Linked DNA regions of Homo sapiens: region 2 is linked to region 1. A link is a loop called in an ENCODE intact Hi-C map of the cell type or tissue named here. Cell type or tissue: endothelial cell of umbilical vein. All regions are shown on one strand. Each heading gives the region's core, and the rest is flanking DNA. Links, peaks and the distances in the headings are about the cores only. Region 1 overlaps INVS (inversin). Region 2 overlaps CAVIN4 (caveolae associated protein 4).

Evidence for each region. Hi-C counts contacts between places; a loop is a spot of excess contacts. Peaks named below come from ENCODE experiments on the same cell type or tissue, not always from the same donor. Only the 100,000 strongest peaks of a DNase experiment are listed, where the experiment ranks them.
Region 2: it touches region 1 in a loop (12-fold over the local background); 13 of 110 quality-filtered maps call a loop at or near these places.

The regions. Positions count from the first base shown.
Region 1 is chr9:100,213,741-100,229,160 of GRCh38, reverse strand. INVS (inversin) reads right to left here. Exons shown (of 17, transcript NM_014425.5): 4 at 2,926-3,099. Among named protein-coding and RNA genes, the nearest start is that of INVS, 120 kb to the right of the region's middle. In endothelial cell of umbilical vein, for the core only: a CTCF peak has its summit at 6,277 (motif pointing right); a DNase peak (open chromatin) is centred at 6,310.
Region 2 is chr9:100,587,315-100,602,734 of GRCh38, reverse strand. It overlaps CAVIN4 (caveolae associated protein 4), which reads right to left. Exons shown (of 2, transcript NM_001018116.2): 2 at 14,346-15,420. Among named protein-coding and RNA genes, the nearest start is that of CAVIN4, 17 kb to the right of the region's middle. RefSeq lists an enhancer at 3,694-3,988. In endothelial cell of umbilical vein, for the core only: a CTCF peak has its summit at 6,920 (motif pointing right); DNase peaks (open chromatin) are centred at 3,824 and 6,944; H3K4me3 peaks cover 577 bases.

The DNA of each region.
Region 1 (15,420 bases), core at 2,979-10,978:
GGTGAAAGCTCTCAACTTAATAAGAAAAAATTGTTTGTTGAGTTTGCTAAGCTCTACCGTAAGAACAAATCTATCTGTGAAACTGTAAAGAAGGAAGAAGAAACTCATGCTGGTTTTGCTGTTGCATACCAAACTGCAAAAATTATGGCCATAGTGCCTGATAAGTGCTTAGTTAAGACGGAAAAAGTACTAAATTTGTGGGTAGAAGATATGAACAGAAATGTGTTCCTATTGACGGGAATTGGGTTTGACACTATCCGCAGTTTCAAGTGTCCATTGGAGGTGTTGGAATATATTTCCTTTGAACAAGGGAGACTATTGTCTATTTAATTGCATGCAGTCATCTTACTATCTCTGGGAGACAAGTATGTTTTTAAATTTGCATGTGATTGATGAGGAAACAGCACACGGAACCTAAGTAATCTGCTCTGGGACACAAAGGAAGTAAGTGGCTGAACTGAGATTTTAACCCAGGCAGTCTGACTCCAGAATCTGACCTCTTAGGCATGACAGTTATTTAGTTCATCCGGTACTGATAACACTGAGAAAGAGAAAGCGGCCCAGTCATTTATAAATAATCATCAACAAAGTAAGTGATGATCTTGATAATGCACATCTGGTTATCACCAAGGACCTTAAGAACTTGACAGGATGTTTCGAATTTTAATATCTATAAAAAAATACATGCATAGGAAATTCATGCATCTGGAACCCATTCCATGTATCAGTAGACAAATTTTAATTTAAATATAATTTTAGAGGATAAATTATTAGACCCAGTTATTGATGAAAAGATACATTTTGAAAATACAGCAGCACTTGCTTTAGTCAACCTAAATAACAGAGTCTCTCTAAAAGAAAATAATGTTTGGCTGGGCGCAGTGGCTCATGCCTGTAATCCCGGCACTTTGGGAGATCGAGGCGGGTGGATCACTTGAGGTCAGGAGTTCGAGACCAGCCTGGTCAACATGGTGAAACCCCGTCTCTACTAAAAATACAAAAATTAGTTGGGCCTGGTGGCGCATGCCTGTAATCCCAGCTACTTGGGAGGCTGAAGCATGAGAATCGCTTGAACCTGGGAGGTGGAGGTTTCAGTGAGCCAAGATCACACCACTGCACGCCAGCCTGGGTGATAGAGTGAGACTCTGTCTCAAAAAAAAAAAAAAAAAGAAAGAAAGAAAATAATGTTTATTTGGTATCTGGTAGTAGGGCATTGCTAAACTATGTGTACTCAAGTAAAGGAAGACAAAAGTTTTTAAAAGAAAAATGAGCAGGATTACGTAATTGTTTTCAAATGATGATCCTTGGCTACAAAGATCGATAACAAAGATAATGCCAGTGCAAGGTTGGACAGGCAGTTGCTGGGCAAATGTCTTTGAAGAAGTAATTTTTGTGTAAGGTTATGATGGCCTTTGTGCAAGGCTGTGGTTTTTGCACAGTCTGTGATTTTTTTTTTTTTTAATCAGGCTTACAAGCACAAGAATCCTCTCTTCATGGCCTTCCCTGGCTCTGTCAGGTTTTGTTGTTGTTGTTTTAAACAGAAACAACTCCATTTTGATTTTGACAATGTTCACACTTTATTTCAGATAAAAGTTGAAAATGATCATCTTGAACTTGTTGAAGTTGCTTTAAAATCTCTTCTGCTGTTCTCGTCAACATAATTCTATAAGACTGGCTTCCCTATTAGGATAATTATTAAGAAAAAATGTAAGAACTGTTTAAATATATATTAGCCCTCGTGAGTAGCATTGTCAGCAATCCAATCTACAATTAGATAATTTAATGAGCAGGAACCAAGCTCATCTGTCACATTAAAAACTTTAGAAACTGACATACATGGTATTCCTTCAAGGTGTACCTATAGGCATTTAATATGAACACTCACTATTTAACTTACTACTTTTGCTTACTAACAACTGCAGATTTTTAAAAAGCCACAAGTATAATAGCACTTACTAATTACCTATAACCACATCTTCAATAAACAACACGTAATTCCTTTCTTTTCCTATGTTATACTTGTTCTGATTCTATTTACTGAAATGTAATACTATGCTGAACCTAACAGTAATCCTATTAACCTTTTTCCATACATACAAAAATTGAGGCACAGAGGAGTTAAGCAATTTGCTCAAGGACACAGAACAAGTTAAGTAGTGGATTCTGGGTTGAAACCCAGGAAGGCTGATACCAAAGCGTAGGCCACTAAACCACTAAGCATTTAGGACATTGCCATGGGCATTTGGCCATCATGAGTCTAACCACCTATAGTAACTATTATGACTCCCTGTCAAATATTGGGTTTTGGAGTTAAGACAGGACTGATTTTTTTTTTTTTTTTTTTTTTTTTGAGACAGTCTCACTCTGTCACCCAGGCTGGAGTTCAGTGGCACTATCTGGGCTCACTGAAACCTCTGCCTCCCAGTTTCAAGCGATTCTCATGCCTCAGCTTCCCGAGTAGCTGGGATTACAAGCGCATGCCAACATGCCCGGCTAATTTTTGTAGTTTTAGTAGAGATGAGGTTTCACTATGTTGGCCAGGCCAGTCTTGAACCCCTGAACTCAGCTGATCCACTTGCCTCGGCCTCCCAAAGTGCTGGGATTACAGGCATGAGCCAATGCGCCCGGCCGACAGGACTAGATTTGAATTCTAGTTCTGCCACTTGCATCTTGGGCAAACTTTTAATCTTCCTGAGCTTCAGTTTTTCCATCTGTAAAAAGATGATACTACCTAACACACATGGTTGCTGAGAGGATAAAATGACAGAATTTAAGTGAAATACTTCCCTGAGATGTATGGAGATTTGGAATTGTTCTACCATGTATATATGTGGTAATTCAGGCCTTCTTCCTTGAAATTTCACATCATAAAAGGAAGCATTTGCTTTCTGGTCTTATTAGTCTTTGATTTTGAGTATCCATTACCTTGTTTTTATCCTGTGTATCCACTTCTCCTGGTGCCATAAACTTCAGCAGAAGTGCCAAACACTTAGGGCTCCTGTGCCGGGTGGTCAAGTGCAAAGGAGTCATCTCTTCCAGATCCTTTTGCATCCAGTTTGCTCTGCGTGTAAGTAAGAGTTTCATGAAACGATAATTTCCCTAAATAAAAAACAAGAGATGATAAGAAAAAAATGTACTATGGGGTCAAAATTTTTTTTAATTTTAAAATGTTTTAAGTATGTTAATTATTCTCCTAGAGTAATAACATCCAGAGAAATTAATAAGGAAAAATGCTTGTAATTCCACTATACTATCAATTGTTTTATTTTTTCATGTTTCCTTCCAAGAACTTTCTACATGAATATAATTTACATAGTGGCTGGCCAATATTTTATTGCAAATAAAACAACATGTTTTATTTAACCAGTCTATTATTGTTAGATATCTAGAATGTTTCTAATATTTTTTTTGTAGTAAATGCTTCACTGTACATCTTTTTTCACATTTTTTTTCTTAATTTTTTCACAAGAATAAATTATCAGGAACCAAATTGTTGGGTCAAAGACGTTTGCACATTTTACAGTGTTTGGTGTATTTTCCAAATTGCTATCTAACAGCAGCAATGTGTAGGTGTATTAGTTTCAGCACATTTTGACCAACATAGTACCTATTATTTATACTCAAAGTGTAATAATGCGAAATAAGCAGAGATGTTAAATCCCAATTTACAGGTGAGGAAACTGAGATTCAAAGTAGTTAAACGTTTTGTTCAGGACCTCTGGTTAATAAGGTATGGATGATTAGTTTTCTTAAAGAAAGCTATTTATGGGTACAACTAAGGTAGAGGCAGCTTATTCAAAGTTTGGATCCCAGGGCCGGGCGTGGTGGCTCACATCTGCAACCCCAGCACTTTGGGAGGCCGAGGCGGGTGGATCACGAGGTCAGGAGATTGAGACCATCCTGGCCAGCACGGTGAAACCCCATCTCTACGAAAAATTAGCCGGGCGTGGTGGTGGGCGCCTGTAGTCCCATTTACTCGGGAGGCTGAGGCAGCAGAATGGCGTGAACCTGGGAGGCGGAGCTTGCAGTGAGCCGAGATCGTGCCACTGCACTCCAGGCTGGGCGACAGAGTGAGACTCCGTCTCAAAAAAAAAAAAACAAAAAAACCAAGTTTGGATCCCAGACTCAAACGGTCACCTAAATGCCAACTCAGAAGTCATGGTAGGCCCACCCACTTGCAGGCAGTACTCTCCAAGTCAGTTAAATCCTCCAGTCTGGTAGAATCAACCCACCTCAAGAAAGAAGCAGGCCGGGTGCGGTGGCTCATGCCTGTAATCCCAGCACTTTGGGAGGCTGAGGTGGGGGGATCACGAGGTCAGGAGTTCTAGACCAGCCTGGCCAACATGGTGAAACCCCGTCTCTACTAAAAATACAAAAATTAGCCAGGCGTGGTGGCAGGCGCCTGTAATCCCAGTTACTCGGGAGGCTGAGGCAGAGACTTGCTTGAACCCGGGAGGCAGAGGTTGCAGTGAGCAGAGATCGCACCACTGCACTCTAACCTGGGTGACAGAGCCGGACTCCATTTCAAAAAAAAAAAGAGAAAGAAGCTTAGTTACAAGGGCCACAGCAAGAGTGTTAATGAGCCAGGCCAACCATTACATAGTAAGTCTGTGTAACATGGCAGCTTTGAACAAAATAAGACTCTAAAAATTGTTCTTCTGGGCTCTTTTCTCAGATCTATTTCCTCATTTTTACTTCCAGTTGGAGGTTTCTATGTGCTTGGTACCTCAGATATTTCAAGGTCAGTGTGACCAAACAGTATTGCCTGATCAGGTTCTCAGCCTACTTCGTGCCTATTTATCTCTCCCTATTCAGAGGATAATGGCAGGCAGGATTATTTGTCCATTTGTCATCCTTAACCTTGTTAGAAGTGGGCCCTTTTAGCATGATAATGCATTGATGTTCTCCTATGAGGGACTATCAATATTAGTAAGGAATACATTTTTTAATCAAGCAGACCACCTACTGTGAAGAATGTGCAGCTCTACAGCAAGCTTGTCCACACCGCGGCACCTGGCTTGCACGTGGCCCAGGATGGCTTTGAATGTGGCCCAACAAAATTCTTAAACTTTCTTAAAACATTATGAGATTTTTTTGCGTGTTTTTTTTTGTTTTGTTTTTTTTGCTCATCAGTTATTGTTAGTGCTATTTTATGTATGGCCGAAGACAATTCTTCTTCTTCCAGTGTGGCCCAGGGAAGCCAAAAGATTGGACATCCCTGCTGTAAGGCAAGGTTACTAGAGTGACAGTGAGGTGCAGAAGGACGAATGAGAACTAACTGCTTGCCCACAGGGGCAGAGATAGGATTGACTCAGTCCACCACAGGGGCAGAGATAAGAGAAGATAAGAAAGACCATGGCTAGGAAAGAGGATCTGTAGACTGTCTATATTAGATGGGAAGACTTGGAATAGGTGGAAAAGCCAACGGACTCTGCTGGATATTTCCTCTCAGAGAGGTTTCCCTTGATGACCCTAAATAGAACTTACTTGTTATTCTTTATTCTAGTACCTATTCATTTCTCTCATAGTACTTTTCTCAGTTTGCAATTACATATATATTTGTTTGTTTCTCTTCAGTGTGAGCTCCCTCACAAACTGTAAGCTCCATGAAAGCAGAGACCATGTTTTATTGATCCCTGTGCTCAGCATAGTTCCTGGCACAGAATAGGTGCCTAATAAATATTACTTGAAGAAATGAGTAAATAAGAAGAAATGAAATATCTTCTAGAGGTTTTTGTTTTCATTTAAAAATTCTTATTTACAAGCCTGGGAGTGGTGGCTCATGCCTGTAATTCTAGCACTTTGGGTGGCCGAGATGGGCAGATCACTTGAGGTCAGGAGTTCGAGACCAGGCTGGCCAATATAGTGAAACTTTGTGTCTACTAAAAATACAAAAAAAATCAGCCGGGCATGGTGGTGCAAGCTGTGGTTCCAGCTACTCGGGAGGGTGAGGCATGAAAATCCTTGAACCCAGGAAGCGGAGGCTCCAGTAAGCTGAGATTGCACCACTGCACTCCAGCCTGGGTGACACAGTGAGACTCTGTCTCAAAAAAAAAAATTAAAAATAAATAAATAAATAAATGATAAAAATTCTTATTTACAGTTGCTATATTAGATCATAACAGTTAAGAATCTTAATTCTCAAATACCTGGTATTTGGTTATTCTTACTTTTTAATGTTTCATTTTTCTGAGCTTCATTAATAGTGTACATCATTTATCTGGACTTGTCATTTCATTTGATGTCAGTTCTTGAGAAGGAAGATGCTAAAATTTCCTCAAGAGGGCACCCTGCTCTAAATTTCTTGCCATCTTTTCTTTGGGGAAAAAAAAAAAAAAAAAGTTTGCCCAGGAAAAACAAATCTGTGTGACACTTCATACCGAAAAATAAAGTTTGACCTTTCTGAACATAACACTTCAAATATTACAGAGTAATTCATCATGACCTTTAAAGATATTCAATCAGACAGTCATTTCGATTGGAAATTAGAGGAAAAGGGAAGGAGAAGAAGGAAACTAGTATATGTTGGTGGGGGTAACTACTGAGCTATAGACACAGTGCTTGGCATATTTACACTTTACATTATTCTGAGGACTCTACCCTCACAAGACACAGTGCAACTCAGTAATGATATTTACTCATTCATTCATTCAACAAATATTCATTGAGCCTTGTTATGAAGCAGATAACAGTACAATGCTCGTACTTTGTTTTACGTATTACAAAGCTCTTTGACATAATTTCATCTTTGTTTCTCACAGAAGTATCATCAAACATTTTCACAGATTAAATAAATTATCCTCCTGTGCCTCTATTTTCTCATATATAAAACAGGGGTAATAATGGTACCTGAAGTTATTATGCATATGAAATGAGACAAATGATATTTGTAAAAGTTCTTAGAACAGTGAACAAAGCAAATGCTCAGTAGATGTTTTTATTATTATAAATAGTTTTCCAGTGTGTAGTATTCAACAAAACATAGATGGTCAGATAGAACCAAGAATGGCCCAAGATAAAGGGCATGCAGACAGAAAGATCTGATTGTAATATACACAGTTCAGCTAGTGATTAAGAACCAAGATTAGGAAAAGGTAAAAGTAAAAATAGTTAGAATGTTATAAATAGAGTAGTCCCCCTTTATCTCCTGGGGATACATTCCAAGATCCCCAGTGAATATCTGAAACTGCAGATAGCACCAAACCCTCTATATATACTATTTTTTTCATATACACACATATCTATGGTAAAGTTTAATTTATAAATTAGGCACAGTAAAAGATTAACAATAACTAATAATAAAATAGAACAATTATAATAATATAGTGTATGAAAAGTTATGTGAATGTGGTCTCTCTCTCTCAAAATACCTTAGTATTTTTAGATCATGGTTGACCACAGTAAATGAAATCACAGAAAGCAAAACCGTGGATAATGGGGAATTACAGTAGTGGTTTGTCTGATTTTTTTTTTTCACTGAGAAAGATGTCTATATTCTGCCTACAGATAATGATGATATAGGACCAACAAAGGCATAGACAATAGGAATTTAGCAGGTACCTTGGGGAGGAGGCCAGCATCTCCTATTTCAAATGACAGAGACCCATCAGATATTATCTATGAAGGCTGGACTAGAAACAATATAATTTACTTGGACCAAGGCCAACCTGTTTGTTCTCCTAAACAAGCAACTGGCTGGGCACAGTGGCTCACACCTGTAATCCTAGCACTCTGGGAGGCCGGAGTGGGAAGATCACTTCAGCCCAGGAGGTCAAAACTGCAGTAAGCCATGATTGTGCCCCTGCACCCCGGCCTGGGTATCAGAGAAGACCCTGTCTCAAAAAAAAAAAAAAAATTGTCCTGTATGCAAATTCAATCTTTGGGAATGAGCAGAAGGGACAGAGAACTTTAAGTGCTAAAATCAGGAGAATATTTCTAGTATCAATGGAACAGAGGAAGATACTAGTTTGAGGCAGTAAGCTAATTTGACAACCCTCTGAAGGTTGTGTGACCCTTTGGACCCATGTTATAGGCTACTTTGCTTCCTGTAAAACCTTCTCATTACAGAAAGTCTAAATACTTCCTCGGTATTTCTTGAACTGAGGAGTTCTTATGTTTTTGAGAATATTCTTATAATGCAAATACTTTTTGGAGGATTTGGAAGTTAATCTATTTTTTTTTTTTTTGGGACAGAGTCTTGCTCTGTTGCCCAGCTAGAGTGCAGTAGCACAATCTCAGCTCACTGCAACCTCTGCCTTCAGGGTTCAAGCAATTCTCCTGCCCTAGCTTCCTGAATAGCTGAGATTACAGGTGCCTGCCACCAAGCCTGGTAAATCAGGTTTCACCATGTTGGCCAGGCTGGTCTCAAACTCCTGACCTCAGGTGATCCGCCTGCCTCAGCCTCCCAAAGTGCTGGGATTACAGGCGTGAGCCACTGTGCCTGGCCTGGAAGTTAATCATTTAGTATAACCTGTTAGAGCTATACAGAAACTGATCCTGTTTGGAGGACGGTTTGTTTTAGGGTCTGCTTTTATAATTTTGGAGTGGGTAGGAAATAGTATAAGAGCGAAGGAGATAATAGATCAAAAGAGGATATATACTTAAGAAAACTCTGATGGTAGGTAAGCAGAAGTAAGGGAGCTGAAGTTACAGGAAGGTCTTGATTTAGTCATTTAAAAGGACATTACTCTGCTATGATCAGGTCCATCATGCTTCTGAAATGTGAAAACATTTCCCAATATCTCTGAAACAGTGAATAAATTTTTTTTCGTTTTTCATTAGGTGGTCATAATTTTCCTCTAAATCTTCCTGTAATTAACACCAAGAGCTTCTTTCATCTGTCACATAAAGATTATGACACTTAGATTTTCTCCAAATGTATGAAAAGGGTGAAAGAGAATTAAAAGTTCTCTGACCCAGAGAACAGCACTTGAAAGGAATCTGGGAAACAAATTAGGTCAAAATGTGATTTTTAACTTTATATTTGTGTCTGTCCAGTTCTCTTAAGATGAACTCCTTTTTTTAAAAAAAAAGCACATAGCTATTTAATGGTAATAACAATGATATGGAGATTTTGAGAAAAATACTTTGATATTTTGCTTTGGATTTTTCATTTTTTAAGTAATAAAACCTAACAGATAAAGTTAATACTTCCTTTGTGTCCCCAATTCCATTACCTTCTCTCCCTCTTTGGAGACTACTATCCTGAATTGGGTGTTTATCATTCCAATGAATGTTTTTATGCTTCTATTTCATACAAACATATATATATATATATATCCATAAACGACATAGTATTGTTTTACATGTTTTCAATCTTTGTACAAATGGTCTTGCATGAATCGTGTCATTTTTTACTCAAAGCAGTATTTTTCAGATTTATTCAAGTTGCCTGGGTTCATACATTTTCACTGGAATAAGTATGCTGTCATATGAAAATAATATATTTATTCTTCTCTAGAGGGATATTTAGCATGTTTCTCATTTTTCAAGATTACCCAATATTGTAATGAATATTCTCATACATATCTCCTGGTAAGTACATAAGAATTTCTGAAACTTCTGGTTTGAGATTGCTCTCTAAAATAGCTACTCCAAGTTAACATTCATAACAGTAATGTATGAGTTCCTGTTTCTCCACATCCTCACCACACTGGGTTTTGTCTGACTTGCTAATTTTTGCCAATCTGACGGTTACAGTTTTTTGTTTTGTTTTTTAATAGAAGGGGTCTTGCTATAGCTTGCCCAGGCTGGACTCAACTCCTGGGCTCAAGTGATCCTACCACCTCAGCCTCTCAAGTAGTTGGGGCTACAGGCGTGCACCACTGTGCCTGGCCTACAGCTGTGTTTTAATGTGCATTTCCCGAATTGAGGTGGAATGTTTTTATATGTTTGCTGGATATTTGTTTCTTTTGTAAATAGCCTTCTTGTGTTGTAACTCATTTCTGAACTTGGCTATTTGTTTTTTTTTCTTACTGATCTATAGGAGTTCTTTATGTATTCTGGATACTAATTCTTGGTTGGTTTTGCAAATATCTTCTCTGTGTGGCTTATTTTTTTGCTTTATTTATGCTCTCCCACTAGGAATGAATTCGTAATCTGAATAATATTGTTTGCTTTGTTAGCATTAGATTTCTTCAAATATTTTGAAATTTCTGTCTGCAGGTTCATTTTTGTTTTTCATTTGTTTGCTTTGTTTTCCTTTTTTCTCCTTGTTGACCCATAGAGCATCTTCCACCCAGCTCCTAGTCCATTATAACAATCTGCTCCTACACAGATCTCCTGGAGCCCTGTCTTCAGTGATATTAGGGATGTCACAATTATTAACAGTGAGCTAGTGAGTAGCTTCCTGACCTGAGGCTTGGATGGTGTCCTGCTTCTGCCATTTCTCTAGATAAACAGCTTCCTATAAAGCTGTAGCCTCATAGTGAGGCAAAGAATATTCCAAAATTCTAAGAATTTTCTTGCCTTTTGCACAAATATGACCACCTTTCAATCAGTGAAAAGGAAGGAGGCATCTTCCTGAACCCTATTCTGAAATCATATTCTACAGGACTGCTGTTTGTTCCCAGTAAGTGCCTTTATGATTAACTTATAGATAATTGGCAGCTGATCCTCAAAATATTCTGGATCCTACCTCTACATTTTTTCCCCAAAATGGCTACCATATTTTCTATATCTGTCTCCCTGGGGCCTTTGCTATTTGCTTCCTCTTCAGCTGAGACGATTACTTTAACAGACTTCAATGCCCAAGACTTGACTAAAACTGCCTACGGTGGCCCTTCTCCCCACTGGAGTACTGAAGAGGCCAGATGTTTTCCCAAAACCAATACTTTGGGACCTACATGTTTTCCAATTAATTTCTTTGCATTCTTGTTCTGTGTCCCCAGTGCTTATATTTTCTGTCACTGTACTTGGAGAGAAAAACAATTGCTCACTATATATATATAAATGTTCACTATATTTTTTTGTTCATTTACAAATTGGTATAAAATTTTGGCCTAGAAAGATAACTATATTTATAATAGCACACACAAATGTAAAGTAGGTACTCTGTCATAGTTCATTTTAAATCCTAAATATATTATATACCCAAAATACATTACTTAAAATTGAAATGGAAAAATAGAAACATGATTTATTAATTATAATTATAGCTATATAATTATGTATTTATAAACTCTCAAGGCATTTACTGTATTAATTTGTAAAAAGAATTACTATCCCTAGGAAGTATATAGGTCGCAAATATCAGTAATTTCATTATATCAAACTTTTCTGTAGTGGTTGCAGACACAAATGAGTTTTGGAAATACCACAATAGTGTTGGGAGAGGCAATCTGCCCTGGGCCTTGAATGTCCCTGAATGTACTTACTGGGTATGCCAAGAATGCAAAAGCTTGACTCCACTTTACTGGGACCATTTTCCAGAGTGGGGTTTGCAGTGAGCAATCTTGAGTGACGAGGTAATGTCACCCACCAGGGCAAAGAACAAGCAGGCTTGCTTACTACTCTATTTACTAAAAGCTGGAGATTCCCAAAATCTAGCACTCTTCAGATGTCATGCAAACCCACTGTGTGCTGGGCCCATCTGAGTCCTCCATATTGCCCCCATAATCCTTGGAGGGGAGGGAAACTCATGCAAACAGATAAGTACTCCTAGCTCCTAGCTATGCCATTAGTAATGACGCTTTTCGTCTCTGATGGGAGTCTTGTGTCTTCTGCCAGCATCTGCAGCTAACTTATTACCTTGTAAATAGGGTTAATTAAATGCCAGAACTGACAAGACAGTAAAAGATGATAGGATACTGACAGAGACATAGTTTTCCTTTCTTTCTTCCTTTTATTTTTTTGAGACAGAGTCTCACTCTGTCGCCCAGGCTGGAGTGCAGTGGCGCGATCTTGGCTCACTGCAACCTCTGCCTCCCGGGTTCAAGCAATTCTTGTGCCTCAGCCTCCCAAGTAGCTGGGATTATAGGTGTGTGCCCCCATGCCTGGCTAATTTTTATATTTTTGGTAGAGACGGGGTTTCACCATGTTGGCCAGGCTGGTCACAAACTCCTGACCTCAAGTGATCTACTCACCTCGGCCTCTCAACGTTCTGGGATTACAGGCATGAGCCACTGCACCCAGCTGGAGAGACATAGTTTTCTTGAAGAGTAAGGACAAGAACCCTAGAGGCCCATTCTCAGGTATCCTTAGGTTCAAGGGTGAGAAGACCCCCTGAGATCATGCCCAGGTGGTGGGCAAGGTTAAGGGGCGAGTGACCCCAGTATTCTCTCTGTTAATGAGTCTGAATGGTGAGAGGTGGGATTAAAGCAAGCCACCCAAATAGTGCCTTTGTTTTTGCTCACCTTCCTCTGGGCAGGCAAAAGAAGGAATGGTACATGACCACGGGGGCAGCAAGCTGAAAGACCATGTGGTTGCGGCTGCAGGGCCAAGAAATCTCCAAAACAGAAATAAATGGAGAGAACAATGAAGATTTTGCTATTTGACATGGATCTTTAGGTGGATTGAAAACATTAGAAGTTCATTTGGTTGAGACATGAGTGAGCAGGTGCTCAAAAGTGAATGTGAATGCAAAACCTTGCCTAATAGGACAGAGTCAACTGTTCTATGTATCTGATTCCTGCTTTAGCCTGACTTATTTGACATTGAGGACAAAGCACTGGGTATACAGGTGGCCACTGTCTGAAGCAAAGCTGCTGGCTTAATGGTCCCTTAAATGCCTTGGCCTGGTTTGCTGATGCTTTGGCTAAGTTAAAACCCGATGGTGTCCAGTAGGGGGCAGTAGCTGTCCAACCTCAATGACAGCTCCAGGAGACTGAGTGGTAATGACCAGTTAGCCCAATGGGCTGAAATGAAAAGCCATCACCCTTACCTTAGGCAATACTCCCAAAGACTAGCCGTATTTTTACTGATTCTTGGTCTGCTAACAGTACTGTAGTCACCTGGTCTGCCACTTGGAAGACTACAGTTGGTAAATTAAAGATATTCCTGTTTGGGGCCACAAACTACAAACAAATTGTGGCTGCCAATCAGACACTTTGGGTCACTCACATAGATACCCACAGTAACAGTAAGGGCCTGCTCTCTGATAAGACCGACTGAAATCAAGTCGCTGAACAAGTCTGTATTGCCTGGTCACTGGGATTTGCCACTAGGATCCATCACTGCACTAGATAAGGCAATGAACCCACCACAATAGAATGGATACAAAGTAAAAGGTATGTTTTTCATGCAGAAGATACCACTGCATACCAGACTTATGTATCTTGCCCAGTTGGCCTCCTTTTCTTGTGGTGAAGGAGTCCACATTACATGGAGGATTGCCCTTGCCCCTTCCCAGCAGGGACCTCTGTCACCTCCTCTTGGGCTCACCTCGTGCCTTTCCACCATAGACATTTTTCAGGTTATGGTGTTGCTGCTCCACCATATGGAGTTGCTGCTCCAATCTGATTAGCCTATTCAAGCTATAGCACTGAGGACCATGTTTTGGGGTTCCTAGACCTTCTATAGTCTGACCATGATATGCCTAACAATGAGCCAATAGTTAGGTACTTAATGGACATTCCATGCTTCCTACCATCCTCAGGTATCTGGAATTGTTGAGAGCTTGGAAAGGCCTTCTTGAAAATCAACTCAAAAATGTTTCTGGCTCCACCTCTCTTACCTCCTCCTGGTCCACACTCCTGTATGAAGCAGTTTGCTTACTAACTGTGGCCACCTTCAGAAAGGGTTCATTTCATCCTTGTAGCCTCCTGGGAAATAATCAGGACAAAAGGAGTGGGGGATTATATACATCTGTTTTGAAAATTTGGGATTCTGCCTGGCCCAACCCTGGTTATCTTGCTTCTTTCTTTTTCCCAAAAGCAATCTCAGGATGGTTTGTTTCATATATCCCTTGGGTGGCAGCCAGCCAAAAGGGGGCTTAGAGATTCAAGCTTAATTTGGGTTTACCCACCTGGATTCATTTTGTTCAACTGATAAGGTCCCAGATCATAAATATCCATAATGACCATCTGATTGAGTGCCCTGCTCACTGAGTCATTCTATAGTGGTCCATATAGGCCAAAATGGAAGACATAATAGGTTTCTAAATTTGTCCCATATGTACTTACCCTTCTATAAGCTACAGGCACAAGTAGGGGATGATTGGAGAAAAGGCGAAGTTATATCTACTGGAATGGGACACATTAACTATGTGGCCAAAGAAGGAAAGCAACAACTTCAGCCCCTAGGAAGGAAACACATGAGACCTCAGGAAGTACAGGGATGGGGAGGACAATTAATACTTTCTTTGTCCTCTGGATCCGCAAGTGCATCCTGGCAAAACAAATATATAGTGAGCTACCTGAATCAAACAGCAGCTGAGGCCAGCCATCTGACCTGCGTCTGTTTTATCTCTGACCATGTGCTTGCTATGAAACAGAAAAATTCACATGGGCATTGGTGGTTCTTAATTCTTTTGCTGTGCTTGATACCATCAATGACAGCTCCTGAATGTGGACCCCGTTGTATACATGGAAGCAAAGGGACTGGCACAACCTTATTTTAATCTGATGTACACAAATCCATATGCTTCTTCTGACATGTGAGCAGCTTTGGATTATGCCATGCATGGCAACTGAAGTAACAACTACTTAGTGATACTGCCCATGTGGCTTAGACAAATCAATGTAATGGTTGATCCAAGTTTAATGACAAATCCTGAAATAAAGTGACTCTTTATTTCAGCCTCTTTAGGCTACATGTTTGTATGTAGGAAAGAGTAGGCCATGGTGTATTCCACCTTTGAGCTTGGGGGTTGCTTTTTGGCCCCTGTAATCTAGCGCCTCCTGTAACTATCTGCAACGAGGCCAAAGATTAGCATGTCAGTCTAAACTCCCTTGCATGGGTCAAAATAGATAACAGACCAGACTTAGATTACATCCTAGCTGTATAAAGTAAGATCTACTTTCTCCTCTGGGGCTTATTCACAGTTGATTTAGTCCAAGATACTGAGGGACATAGTTGATACCAATATTACAGGATGTTTTTATCCTGCTACTTGGAGTCTTGTTAAGTAAGTGCTGTATGAGACAAATTAAAGCGATGGTCCTAGTCTCTCTTGGTAAGATAAATAAAAGTAGCTGATGTAGTGGCATACTCATGTCAAGACAATGCTGGGCTGAGGGATGGGTTGTTGGAAGAGTCAATCTACCATGGGCCTGAAGCATTCCTAAACGTTCTTACTGGGTATGCCAAGAATGCAAAGTCTTGGCCACTCTTTACTTAGGTAATTTTTCAGGGTTGTGTTTGCAACAAGCAACTGGAGAGATGAGGTAATGTCTTCCTCTGGGCTTACTAAGTGCTTACTATAAAAGTGGTAGATTCCTGAAGTTCGGTGTTCCTCAGTTGTGATGAAAACCCACTGTGTGC
Region 2 (15,420 bases), core at 2,669-10,668, 370 kb before region 1:
GCTTGACAGTATTCCATACAGTTCCTCTGGGTCAGTGAAGAAGTGAAGATGCAGAGGATGTTTTCAGAGAAGTCTTCTGTATTAAGTGACTCAATCACACTCACTTCAAAGAGATCTCCCGACTCAAAGGCATTTTAACCTGAAGTGCCACTTCTTTCTCAAAGGATATCAAGTACCAGAGTAGCTTAGCCTGCCATCTTGTGGCAAATTGGAATATGGACAGGAAAATCACTGGACCAAGACTGGAACAAGCTGGAATACCTGCTTTGTAACAGGCTCTTTGTAACATATGCTAGACACAGGGGCTCTACAGGGAGGCAAGAAAGCAATAGTCCCTTGCCCTCAGGGAGCTTACAACTGTAGAAGAAAAGATAGATATTAATCCGAAAAATTACACGAACATATATAAAATTACAGCTGTGAAAAATGGTCTGAAGGAGCTGTCCATCATGCTTGGAAAGTGGATAAAGTGGATTCAGCCTAGGCAGGAAAGGTGGAGAAGACATCCCTGAGAATAAGACGATTCAACTGAGGTCTGAGATGAGTAGGGATTTGCCAGGTGAACAAGTGAGAGAAGATGACTCCAGAGAGAGAAGCAGTAACTGTAAAAACCATGTGGTGGAGAAAAGCTAGGGGGGACTCTGGTATGAGATAAGGCCAGGAGGTAAAGAGGGGCCAGATGGTGCAGGGCCTCAGAAGGCATAAAAGGAGGTGTTTTTTATTTATCCCATAATCAGAGTGAACCTATAAAACAGTTTATGCAAGGCAGAGTGACAGAATCAGGTTTACATTTCAAAAAAGATCACACCCTGTATCAGTCAGGGTCCAATCAGGAAACAGAAACTATGCAGCAATTTGAACAGGGAAAATTTAACATCAAAGATTATTAGCTTTTTAACAGGAAATTGGAGTCACAAGGGATGGTCTGTGGGAAATAAAGAAAACTGGAGACAAGAGAGAGAAAGAATTCCAAGCATAGCCGATACAAGGAACTGCCACTAACCGAGGAGGAGCCTCCTACTGAGATCTGGAGCTTGTTGGAGACGCCATGGCCGTGGCTTACTGGACAACACAGAAGTCTCAGTGGTGGAACTTACTGAAAAATGCACCCTCTAGGGTACCAGGGAAAGCCATTCAAAAGGAGGTAACTCTCCAGAGACACTCCATAATGAAACTGCCCAAGAGCATGCCACAGGAAGCTTCTGGCCACTGGGTGCTGCTGGCCATGATGCACTACAGGAGCTGGGCTTAGGAGCCTGGCACCTGTGAAGCTGCCCACAGGAGGTGGGCCCTGGGAAATCTATGCACACTGCAGGAGGCTGCAGAGAGCCAGAGAGCCATACAGCCCAACTAGGAGAGAAAACTCCTTCCTCCTCCAGTGTCTCTCCAGTGCCCTCTGCTGACAAAGCTTAGCAACATGCCAGGTGGCAAAGGAAACATATTTAAAGGGCCCAGCCAAAGAAGGCAATGCAGAGTGGATTTGAAACTGAGGGGCCATAAATTGATAACCAGTAAACATTGGCCTCTTATATGGAGAGCTTTCTAGAAGAAGAGTAAAAGTGGATGCAAATAAACCACTTAGGGGGTGCTTAAGTAGCCCAGGAGAGGGAAGAAAAGGAGATAATAACCTATAGGTTCTGGAGCAAATACATGAGCAAGTTCCCAATGGATTATGGGAAGGACACCAAATAGCATGGCTTATGTCCCTGTGCTCACTGACCTTGCAGAAGAGCTGCCTCGAAAAGTATGGCTAAGAGACCAAGGAGAGTCAGCTGTCATACACGGGTCGTAAGACAAGAGATTGGCAGCACCAGCTGTGTGGAGTCCATTCTTTGTATACAAAAGGCAAAGGAGTAGTGTTGCTCCCAAGAGACAGACTTGCCAGGCTTAACAAGAACATCAGTTCCAACAAAAGCCACTCCCTAATCCATGCAAACAAACACTGTCAAAGCCAGGCCCACAAGGGCAGGCCTTTGGATCTAAAAAATTACTAGACAACAGCGAGCATGGCTTGTGATAAGGCCTTTTGGCTGACAGCCAGCAATCCTGGCCTTTTGGGGCTTCATACAGGCCTTCGAGCTACCTGCTATCTCAAGAAAATGGGTGGAGGGGAGTCCAGGTGAGGAGATGAAATGTCACAGCATGTCTCTGAGTCATCTCTCACGTCTCCCAAACATTAAATCGCCAAGTGGCAGAACCTGAGCTCCTACTGAGAAGCCAGGGTTAACGTAAATTTATCAACAACTATAATTTACTAAACACAAAAATAAGCGTTTAGAATGGCTTCCTCTAGGCAGTGGAACCGTGGCTGGAGACAGAAGTAGGGCAAATGACTACTGACGATTGCTTTTTAAATAAACCCTTTGGCATGGTTTAATTTTTTTTAAGACTTCACTGAAGGTGGAGAGTTTACAATTGGATAGAGAAAGTTGTTATATGATTTTGATATTGGACTGGAATTTTCATAACTCAAATAAGATTACTTTGGGTCTAAAAGTAACTAGAAAAATTTTTATTATCTGAGAGTGACGAAAGAAGTTGTAAGAATATGCCTGAGATGGTCAGTGGGAAAAGAACAGTTTCCCTCTCCTGATACTCCTCTGAATTCAGCTCTCTCAATATAATGGCACACATAGGAAGTGTGCTGAGAAAGAATCGCTTAGAATTGAGTTCTGCTGGTTGGTGGAACCAGGATTTCGACAAATCTGAATGTAGGGGTAGTCGTGGTTTCTAAGAGTTGAGTAAGCTCTTTTGTTCCATGAAAGTGTTGCCTGCTTGTAGGTTGGTTTGCATAATGCTGCAGTACCAAACTAAAATTCTTCTCATTTGGAAGTGTGAATCCATATCTCAGAATCAGTAGTGAAACAGACCATCCTGGTGGATTTGCAAAGCAGGACTTGGCTAAAACCTTGAATTCATTATCTGTCCATAAAGAAGATATGAGGTCAAAGAATAGAGATGGGAAGAGAGGTCAAGTGAGGATCCTTTGGAGAGATCTGCTGAACCCGCAACCAAAGGAGGTGGTGTGAGGGGCCTGCTTCTAACCTCAAGCTTACCAAAGAGGGCCTCTGAGGGACCACTCAGGGAGCTTGCAGTCCAAGGGATGCAGTGCACTGCTGTTTGATTCCCATCCAAGAAATCTGGAGGCACAATGGTGCCTTTCAGGTGTGGCAAATTCTGAAGGCTGATTTTTTTTTTCTTGTGGAGCCCTTTCAAAGTTTCCTCAAGCAATGCCTCCCCTCCAGCGGACTCCTGACGACAACCCCCTCAACTTACGCATCTGACAGTGAGGCCCCAATCCCCTTCTGCTGAGCTCTCACCTTCGAGAGGAAGTGTCTTAAGGAGAATTTTTTTCCAAGTAGCCAACTCCCTACCACTGACCCGCTTGGCCCAGGAAAAACTCAGTCATCATTGCCCTCTTGTCATCATATGGACAATTTGTTCGTAAGTCTAATTCAACCAACGAGACAGAAACTGCAAAGCTTAAACAGCTCAGTCGCCAGCCATAAATAAAACAGTGCCAGGAGAGAATAATTTTTCAACTATAAGGAGACCAAGACAAGGGAATAATTTACATTTCTGGTTTGCGTGAGTGGAGCTGCGAAAATAGCCCATCATATGTACATCACTATATTTTAACAAATTTCCTATTGGTAGACGGCTAGACTGCGACAGGAATTAACAGGAATTCCTACAAAACAAACCGGACTCAAGCCGGGCGCTGAACCTGGATGCTGACGGAGACGGGAAGAGAACACCCGCCCCGCAGACCTCGGCGCCTGCGCCGGCTCTGCACCGGCTCTCCGCGGCGCGCATGCGTTACGCCATTAGCGCTTTTCATGTGGCTCCTCCCCGGCCCCGGCGCGCTTACTGCGGGAAATGCAAAATTCCCTCCTCCTGCCCGCGGAGCCGGTTTCAAGAGAGCGAGCGGTGGGTTCTGGAACCACCCTGTCCTGCCGGAAGCGTACGCTCCCCCGCCTACCTGGGGACTGGGCGGGGCTCCAGGGAGAGAGGCCAGGCCTCCGCAGCCCCACCAGCTCCGGCCAGGTGCGTGGTATTCGAGAGTAGATTTGTTGTGAGGGTTAAAGTACTTAAAGTTCCTTGCCTTAAATAAAGAGCATAATAAATTGTGGCTGTTGTTACCTGCTTCCGTCACTTCTGGCGCCTGAGATTTGGTTCTTCCTCTCCAGGATTAATTTTGTTTGCTCAGTCTTCTTCCACCTGCTCAAGAATTTTAACCAGTTGCCACACCTGCGGCCTTCGCTTTACCCCTTCTTGGCTGGGCCTTCTCCTTCAGCTCATCTCCCCCATCATTTACAAATACCCTCCTGTTTTCTGTGCTCTGTCCCTACCTACCTCTCCTGTCCCCATCTCATGAGCGTTATCAAAGGTTATCACATTTGTCTCTTCTCCTCCCACCCCATCTCCCCAACTCACTGGAATCTGGCTGCTTCTACCCACTCCACTCAAACTGCTCTCAGCAAGGTCCTCAGCGACCTTGTCATGCACCCCAATGAACACTTTTCCATGCTGCTCTCTCTGCAGCTCCTGACACATCTATCTGAAACTGCTGCAAATCCCTCTGTCATCCACAATGCTCACACTCCCGGTTTTCCAAACTCTCTGATCACTATATTTGCCAGAAGTGTGTCTTCCTTCCCCTGCCCATTTCTGTTGGCTCCCACACACATGCTTCCTGGTTAGTTGTTTTTTTTTCACACTCCACACTTTTATGGGGTGAAGATCTCCTTAATGCCATTGTTTTTGCCTTGCTGATGACTCCCAAATCTGTACCTCTAGTCTAGATCTTTCCTCTGAGCTTCAAACTCCTGGCTATCCCACAGGCACCTCAGACTTAGCACCCCCAAAACATATCTTTTCCAGCAAACCTGCTTCAACTTCTGTACACTTTCTTCTTTGTCCCTCTTCTCACTGGATAACATCATGTGCTGTCTCAAGCCAGAAATCCAGGAGCCACCTTAGACTCCTCCCTCTCCATCATGCCCAGCTGTGGGCTGGCTTCCCTAGGAAACAGACTCAGAGATATTGTAGGTGGCTTATTGAGTGATGCTCTCATGAACAGCACCTGTGAGGGCTGAAGGATGAAGGACAGAGACAAGGAGTTGAACACTTAGTGAGGTTTAAACCGGGGCCTCAGCCAATGCTATGGCAAGCTCTGGACCCAGGAAGGTCCTTCAGAGCTGTTCCACGCTGAAGCCAGAAGCCACACACATATCCCTCAGTCAACCCGTCACTCAATGTGGGCTGCTCTCAGGAGGGGGCATGACCTTGGGTGAGGTGGCTTTCTCTGCTGAGGGCAATTCCTGGAGACAGACTTGGGCGAGAGCCATCAGCCGTCAAAACTCCCAGCATCTGGAGGGATGAGTGCCAAGTCTTAGAGGGAATGTGATTGTCACCATAGAACCCACTACATCCCTCATACTCGGTCACCAAGTGTTTTATCTATTTCTACATTTTAACTTTCAAATAAAATCCCTCCCTTTTCAGACTACTCTATCTGAGGCACCATGGCAGGGACAGAGCAATGGGCTGAGCAGACACGGTGCCAGTGCTCAAGAGGTTTACAATCTAGCTGAGTGAATAACCACCTAAATATATATTTTTAAACTACAATAAGTGTTCTTATTGTGTAACAGGGGAGGCTTTCCCTGTCAGGGAGTGACGTAGAGGCAGGGAAAGCTTTCCTGAAGAAGTATCATTTTCAATGGAATCTGAAAGATGAATAGAAGTTAACTAGGTGTATTCTTAGTTGGTTGGGAGGGGAGTGGGAAGAGTGTGGACAGGCAAATGGAATTGCCTATGCAAAGGTCCTAAGACAGGTGGGATAAGGCATTGGAGGACCTGAGAGGCCAGTCTCTGGAATGCAGAAACTGAGGAGGAAGAATAAGAGATGAGGATGAAGTTAGGCACGCAGGAGCCAGATCTTGCAGAGCTCATATTTGAGCCTTTTTTTCCTAAAAGTTATGAAAGCCACTGGATGATTGTGATCTCTGTGTAGTAAAAATGCTATGTCTTAGTTAAGCAGAATATGCAACTGCCCACAATCAAAGTCGATAAAATGGATCATATACATCTACAAAATGGTTTCAAGTTAAATTCTGTTAATGTTAAATGCTAGGGGCAAAAAAAAAAATGCAATGCAGATACCACTATTACAATAGCCTCCTTCTCTATCTCTAGAGGCTACTTGTAGTCCCTCTAAACAATAACACCTATTTTTGACTGCTTACTAAATGCTAAGTTTGCTAAGTGCTTTCCATAAAATATCTGGCTTAATATAACACCTTTAGGTGGGTACTATTTAGAAACTGGGTTCAGATAATATAATTTGCCCAAGTTCTCACAGTCAGTAAATGGCAGACACAAGCCAATTTTCCAGTTATAAAGCTAAAGCTCTTGATTGTACATTGAAATACCCCACCTAAGCTTTTGGAAACACTCAACTTCACAACTTTCAGTATCTCCATGCTGCCTTCAACTTCATTCCACCATGCCCTTCGCAGTAGACTCCCTTTGTAAATCAATGCCAACCTGATGCAAGCACAGGTTTGGAATACACACACCCTTAACACCATACAACAAACCACAGCTACCTTTTGAGGGCCACCACTAGAACCAGGACACTTTCTCCTGGCTCATCCCACCTGATACTTTTTCTCCTCCTTACCAACCCATGATTTTGATGCTCTAATCTCTGGCAGCTGAACCCAGTTCTAATTAATACATGCTAATATATGCTAGATAAATGTAAATTTACCTGAATAAGAGCCAAAGAAAAACAGAGGCAAATCCACTATAGTATTCTACTAATCATCCAGTTTGTCATTTTCTATGTTAAACCTCCCCCTCTATTCTTAATCAACAGTGGATAGGTTCCAAACTGCCTGTGCATAAACAATTATGAAAATATCCACTAGATGTCAGCCTTGAGCTGCAGTGAGGCTTGGGGAGCGGACATGGAATGGAAAACTCTTGGGAGTTTGGGTGATTTCCTTTGCAGTGTAAACTAAGGCAGGAACTGTAGTTAGCTTTTTGTATGAACACAATGGCTGGATTTTTTCAATGAGTATAAATACAATAAATTGGATCATGTCGTTCTTATTAACACGTTCCCATGGGTCCCCTTCTTATTCAGAGTAAAACCCAAAGTCCTTAGAACAGCCTGTGACACCCCACTGCTCCCACATTTCCCACCTCACCCATTTCAACCACACTGTCTCCTGAACACAACTGAAACTCTTCCTAGAAACACCTGAATGATTGACTATCAGATTCAAACATTCTGGTCACCTTACCAGAGGCCTTCCCAGACACCCTTTCTAAAATAGTGGCAGCCTGCACCACCCCCACTCATAATGCCCTGCCCCCTTACCTGACTTCTTCTTCACAGCACTTATCACCACCTAACATAACTATATTTGCTAGTTACTAGTCTTTCTCTGGAATCTCTGAAAGCAAGGGCTCTGTTCACTACTTTACTCCCAGAAGAGTGCCAGGCTTACATGAGGTGCTCAAAAAAATACTCATCAAATAAATGATCCTAATTCAAAGATATTCAGAGAAGAGGCCATAGTTCAAAGAGGCATTCATTTGTTTTCATTCAGTAGATACTTATTAAATACCTATTATCTTATTAATGAGAAACACAGTAAGTCCTTTGCACTTACAGAATCTCAGAGAGAATGCACACACAATTTTAAAAGGCTTTACAAAGAGAGAGATATTTGGGCCAGGTGTGGTGGTTCATGACTGTAATCTCAGCACTTTGGGAGGCCAAGGAGGGAGGATTGCTTGAGCTCAGGAATGTGAGACCAGCCTGGGCAACATAGTGGACCTCATCTCTATTAAAAATAAAGAAAAAAAAAATAGCCAGGCATGGTGGGCATGTGCCTGTGGTCCCAGCGGTCCCAGCTACTTGGGAGGCTGAGGTGGGAGGATCACTTGAGCTTAGGAGATGGAAGCTATAGTGAGCTATGATTGCACCATTGCAATCCAGCCTGGGCAACAGAGCAAGCCCCGCCTTAAAAAAAAAAAAAAAAAAAAAAAAAAAGCCGGGCACGGTAGCTCATGCCTGTAATCCCAGCACTTTGGAAGGCCAAGGAGGGCGGATTACGAGGTCAGGAGATCGAGACCATCCTGGCTAACACGGTGAAACCCTGTCTCTACTAAAAATACAAAAAATTAGCTGGGCATGGTGGCGGGCACCTGTAGTCCCAGCTACTCGGGAGGCTGAGGCAGGAGAATGGCATGACCCCGGGAGGCGGAGCTTGCAGTAAGCCAAGATTGCGCCACTGCACTCCAGCCTGGGCGACAGAGTGAGACTCTCAGAAAAATAAAAAATAAACAAATAAATAAATAAATAATAAAAATAAGGGGAGAGAGGTGAATACAACAATATGGCTGCCCACTATGAAAAACTGTGAAACAACAGAAACACGATGCATGCAGCATTTCTCTCTAGGCACTTCATTTACTACTCTGCCTCCAAATACAAGATTGTTCATTCAATTCTTAGAACTTCCAGATGGAAATGTTTCTGGAGTAGAAGCCTTTCTTTGTGATTAACCCGATTCCCTTCTCCTGCATTTAAACCCATTTTCTTTTGCATTTTATATTGCTTTGTCCTCAATGACAACAAAGGCCACAGGTTACCCTTCTCCAGATTCCTCCTCGTGCACAATTTACAGTGTCCTTGCCTTTGACCTTTAATTCACAGTTGAGAATTTTTTTTTTTTTTTGCCAAAACTCATAATTCAGTTTCATGATTTCCATATACATTTTCCCCATTCCTATACCTCAAGCCCCTGGAAAAATCTAATAATCGTCATCCTTTCTACACAAAATTTTGAGACAAAGTCAGGAAAAATAATCCACCATATGCACATGACTTGGTCTCATCAAGCCACAGGAGTAAATCACAGGCTTCCTTGGACCCGGCCCAGTGCAGGCTTCTCCAGCTCCTCTACCTTGAGAGGGGCTGGCATTCTGGAGAACAAAGAGGGTGGAAGGATGCTTTAGCAGATTATCGCTGGAAAAGATGATTTAAAAAAAAATAGGCAACTAGCAAATCTTAAGTGATTTTACCCTCCAATAAAGGTGTGTCTGAAATGCTGATGATTTCCTTTTATGTAAGATGTATGAGTTTCAAGCAGAGAATATGTTGGTGCATTTTCCTAATAAATCTACAACTTATGATTTATTGAGATATTTTCTCTCCTGTTAAAGAAAACATAGTCCTATTTCTTGGCAGCTGACAGCATATGAATGTTTCCCTCTGAAATCTTCTCTATTGCTTTCAACTAGAAAGGAACACATCCCATGCATAATTCTGTTAATTTATTTCTTCTCCTTATGGAAACTGTCCAAACAAATGTGGCCACTTGAAAGGTGCTAATACAATTAAAGTGATACACTCATTTCAATGATTTTATTTTACCCTAAAACAACATATTTACATAACCAGAGTTTGTTAAGAATTTAAAGCCTGTTCAGATAAAAAGCCTAGTTAGACCCTGGTAAGTTATGAATATTGGCCCATGACATTATTAGGAGACCTTGGCTGCCTTATAATACTAAGCAAACTTCAGCCAGGAGTAACACCTCAATGGATTCACAGTAACAAACTGAGCCAAACTCTTCAGACTGGGGTGCTCATTGTAGTTCTAAATTTCAGCTTAGAACAATATGTAATGTTCCTCTTAAAGTGATTCTGTCAGGGGCTAGAAACCAGAATGAGGATAGAGACTGTTTGCCCTTTCAAAGGTAATGACAGTCACAGACTGATCGGCAGAATATAATTTTTGAAATAAGAGCCCAAGAACAATTGTTCAGAAGAATATTTTAGAAGTTTGACAAATAAAAGATCTTTATCCACTCCTTTCAAACTGCATGAAAACTCACAATTGCACTTACCTATACTTCAACAAATGTGTTATCCAGCCTTCATCTCTGGGCTGGGATCTGTAATATCCAACTTGCCTACCTTCCACTTGGTCCTCACTTAGTCCCCGCTGAAGATACACATACCTCAATTCAGTGTGTCCACAACAGGCCTCAGAAGCACTACAGGCTGAGTATCCTGTAACTGAATGCTTGGGAACAAGTATTTGGGAGAAGTGTTTCAGGTATTTTTTTGGATTTTAAAATCTGGCATTATACAGGTTGAGCATTTCCTTAAAGTGTCTTGTCTGCACTCAAGAAGTTTTGGATTTAGGAGCATTTCAGTTTTCGGATTTTTGGATTAGGGATGCTCAACATGGAGAAGCTAGGTTCGGTGGGCTCTGTTTAACTCTGCATAGTAGGCCTGAGAAGTGTAAACGAGGCTGTGGCTTCAAACTGGACCCCATGTTCTGACCCAGAGGCCCTGGCCTCTCAACCTCCCCTCTCCTTGCTACCTGCTCACTTGAGTTGGAGGTGACCACAGAGAGAAGGCACTCCATCCCCACTGCTCTCCCTGGCTGAGGATGTAAGCCAGCCTGCAGGCTTCACTGCTAGCTGAGAAAATGGACTCTGCTCCTGCTCTGTAAACCTTGCTTACCTGCCACCACATCAGAGCATGCAGGTCCCAGGGAGGGCCTAAGCCACATTCGCCAGCTGAATTTACTAAATGCCCTACTTTGGGGGGATTTATTGAACACATGCTCAGGTTGTAATAAAGGTGTTCTCCATTTTCCTGACAATCCTTGTATGAACTCTCCATAAGCCAGAAACTTGGAGGGGAAGAATGGGTTGCATCAAACCCACCTTGAACCCCTGATACATTTTTGATGCCATGACTCATATCTAATATGACAGACATGGAGGGATTAAATTTGAAAACAAGTACCCGCAATGAGATCAAGGCTCTTGCTGCCACCATGGCAGCTGACTGGAGAAGCTACATGAACCTGGGCAATTCGCCCTGACCTATGCAGCTGGTCACAGCAACTGTTATTGTGATGTCAGATGGAATAAAGCACAGCTTTGTCTGGAATCCTCAGGTGCGCAACAAAAAATGAGATTAGAAAATGATAATGTATTCTAAGAATCAGAAGTAGCCTTTCTTTGGACCACACAAACAGAAACAAACAGAAATCTGGCCTTGAGCAAAGACACAGATGGGAAAGCAGCTTTCACAATGGCCTTAGATCTGCAAGGCAGTTCTGCTTCCCAAGGACTTTCGCATCTTGGTGGAGATGGCAAGGCACCTGCTACAGCCAGAAAAGGGTCCCTTCAAAGGAGGCTTCTTCACGCATAGGTAGAAGCCACAATGGCTGGAATGGGCAGACCTCTAGTGGGGGAGCTTCTGGAGTATGGGCATAGTTCCCCTTTGTTCCTCAGCCACACTGAGGGATGAGTAACGAAGGCTGTCAGAGGAGAGACAGAAGCATCAGGAGAGCGCTGTCTTAGAACAGTCTTATATTTCCTGTCCCAGTGACTGGCACCACTTGCGACTTACCCAACTCAGAAACCTGGCAGTCATTTGTTCTCATCACAACCCGCAGTCAAGCTGACCCCTCCATAGCTCAGTTACTGCTTTACGTCAGGTACTCCTCTTACCTGGAAAAATTCAAGGCCCCTACCAACTGGTCCATCTGCCTCTGGTCTGTTAATAGGACATCCTTTAAAATCTCTCAATGGCTCTCTATGGCCTTTGACATAAATCTCAGAACACCCTCATACAATCTCTCTAGCTGCATCTTGCCTTGAATTCTATTCTTGACTCAAATGGCCTTCAAATGCCAAGTTAAGCAACACTTTCTCTAATTTTCCCCGACAGCATTTCCCCAGATTGTGAGATATTTTTCCTCTATGTTCCCCTATCATCCTTTCTGAAATCTGAACATGATGTGTCTATCTCCTCCACCAAGAGAAAAGTTCCTTAAGCATAGGGACCACATCTTTCATCTCTGGATTCATAATACAGACGGCTAGCATATGGGAAGCTCTCCAAGTGCTGGTGACCCAGAGATGAGTAAAATGCAGTCCCTGACCTTAAGAAGCACAGTCTAGTCTAGAAGACGGTTACACAAATAAACTGCAATACAGAGCAAGTGCTAGGGCAGATGCATAATCAAAATACTCTATAAACAGCTTCCATCTCTGCAGTTCCATCATCTGATACATAGCATTAGTCACACTGCTGAATTTTTGCTTGTCTCCCAGAACTGTGAGCCTGAGATATGAGATAGGAAAGGGTGGGGAAGAAGAAACTTCCATTCATCTTTGAATCCTCAGTGCCTCACACAGAATCTGTGTGTGTGTGTGTATATAATATACATACATATATATATATGGAGTAATTAGTCCTGCCCTTCCTAGGGATGAAGGGACCAGGGAAAGCTAAAATTAGGGAATTGACATTCTCAGTGAACTTGAAGGGCATCTCTCAGAATGAAAGGGAAAAGTGGTGCTCCAAGACATACAGCATGGGCAAAGGCATCAAGTGGCAGAGCATTTGGGGAGGGCATTTTGACAAAAGTGGTTGATTTTAGGAAGATGCCCAAAGTAAATTCGAACTGTGAGGATATTCTGCCACTCCAGTCTACCCTCTTAGGGATCCTTGGATGTCCTAAGAGATGCACAGTGAAGTGGTTATCCTAGATCTCCTAGCCACTGCTTATGAAATACAATGACGGATTCTGACCTGGGAAGGACAACTACAAATCCTGAGACAACATAATTCAGAGGTGGCCACAAGAACAACACACAAAATTTAGCATGAAGCTTTTTCATTTTTTATTCACTACAGACCAGGGACTACCATGCCCCAAATTCAAACAGAATTGAGGATGAGACCATAATGGTCATTCCGCCGATTTGGGAATCATGATCTATAATTTTCTTAGCAGGGTTCAATAAGCTATAGTAAACATGTCTCAGAAGAAAAATGAGCCCAATGATTTCATGTAATGGAACTGCACAGTTAACAATGGTTCTGTGGAATATTTTACATAACATGACTCATGCTTTTTGGCTGATAGAATCACAATGAACTGCAGGTCTTGGTCTAAACCAAACCCTTTAATGTGCATAGAAGGCAAAGAATGAAATCAAAATGTTTTGTATTTTTATCTCGATTTGTAGTTTTAATTTATGGAGGCTTCGGGGAATTCACACACACACACACACACACACACACACACACGCACACACCACAAGTACACTTTCAGCAAGCTGAATGTACTTTTCTTTTTTGAGAAGGAGTCTTGCTCTGTTGCCCAGGCTGGAGTGCAGTGGCGTGACCTCGGCTCGCTGCGACCTCCACCTCTCGGGTTCAAGTGATTCTCCTGCCTCAGCCTCCCAAGTAGCTGGGATTACAGATGCACACCACCACGCCCAGCTAATTTTTGTATTTTTAGTAGAGACAGGGTTTCACCATGTTGGCCAGGCTGGTTTTGAACTTAAGTGATCCGCCCGACTTGGCCTCCCATAGTGCTGGGATTACAGGCATGCACTACCACACCCGGCCTTGAATTTTCATGTACTTTGTTGTTTGCCCTGCTTCTCTAACCTGTAAGCTACAATCAGGCTATCACCCACTCAGAGGAAAGACCTGGATCATCGCGTGCCGGAGACAGACTTGCACCCCCCTACTCTATCCTGTCTACTCTGCAGAAGAGCCTGAGTGGCTCCATGCCCCCTGGTGTCTATAGATGCTACACTGTTCTATCTCAGAGCAAGGAATCTTGCCAATGGTTTTATTTGAATACACTGTTTAAAATCTGGTATGTATAATTTCTAAAATACACATGAATAGGTAAAATAATTTGTCCCTGTTATCTGAAACTTTAAAAATACAAACACTGACTAGAATATTCCTGATGTCAAACGGGACGTGTGACTTTGCAGCCCATTATTTTTATACCAAGAAAATTAAGTTAAAGGAATAATAAATTATGAATGTAGCATTTGGAATGTCCCAAATATGGGAAGAAATGTAGAGAAACAGAGCAACATGGAGGGAAAATCCTAGTACCAAGAAAGCAGTACAAGGTTACAATAAACCTCCAGGGACATGAAACTGTTTAGTGTTTTGGGGTTGCACAAAGTCTACCATGATGAAGAGCTGACCAGGTTATAACTCCTTCCTCATCAAAATTCAAATACAGCTATATGTGAAATGTTCCATAAAATGTCAAGTCTGGTTATATATGAATCAGTAAGCAAACTGACTTTACAAAAATTCCATGACAGTAATGTTTGCAGAAAAATATTTCAGGTCAACTGATATTTATTCTGCATAGGGCTAGAAAAAAGAAAAAGCTTGTAACTTCTTTACATTCACTGTTTGCATTATTAGTAAAAATATTTATAGGACACAAACATCAAATGTTGTAATAACATTTTCTTAAATTCAAATTTATTATGGTTCTTAAGAAAATATGTGATTAGGCACCCAAGATCTTTCCAAAATGTCATAAAAACATTTTAAAATTATTCATTTGAAAGTGTTATCCAATGTTGTATACACTTTAGTTTTCAATATAAAAAGGTAACAACATGAACGATATTATGATTTCATGTATTCATGCAAGGTGAAGAGGAAATGATGCTGAATCAGACTCCCAAACCCAAACATCTGAGTAACTGAGTCAAATATTTTAAAGCCGATTTATGTATGCCTGTGTGTATATGTGTACACTTATTATTTTAACTACCATATGATTATCCAAAAACTGATCTGAAAGTGAGAAAAAAAGTGGGATAGCTGATCGTTGTCCCAACTCTTCAAATTCAACAATTTCATCATTTCTTCTCTATTACAACACCATGCTACATTAAACATCCTTCAAGTACAGAATCAGTACTACCATTTCTTTCTTTTCTTTTTTTCTTTTTTTTTGAAACAGAGTCTGGCTCTTTTGCCCAGGCTTGAGTGCAGTGGCACAATCTCGGCTCACTGCAACCTCCGCCTCCTGGGTTCAGGCAATTCTCCTGTCTCAGCCTCCTGAGTAGCTGGGACAGGCGCATGCCACCATGCCCAGCTAATTTTTGTATTTTCAGTAGAGTCAGGGTTTCGCCATGTTGGTCAGGCTGGTCGTGAACTTCTGACCTCAGGTGATTCACCCACCTCGGCCTCGCAAAGTGCTGGGATTACTCCCCGTGAGCCACCACACCCGGCCCATTTCTTTCTTTCTTTAGCAACAATAGACATTGTTCTACTTCCTGGATTCCACGATCTAAAGCTAAAAGATAAGGAGAATCTGGCTTCCTCCCAAAGCAGCTATGATGAACTCCTATCAACACTGTTTTGGACAGCTGGACCCTGAAGGGTACACTCAGGAAAACAGGAATATTTGTGGTCATTTCCAAACCCAATGCATCAGGGCCGACTTTAGAAACATAGTCACAATTTTATGCCTCATACTGCTTAAACAAATTTAGTGCTATAGTCCACCAAAGATCTTAATCAAAAGG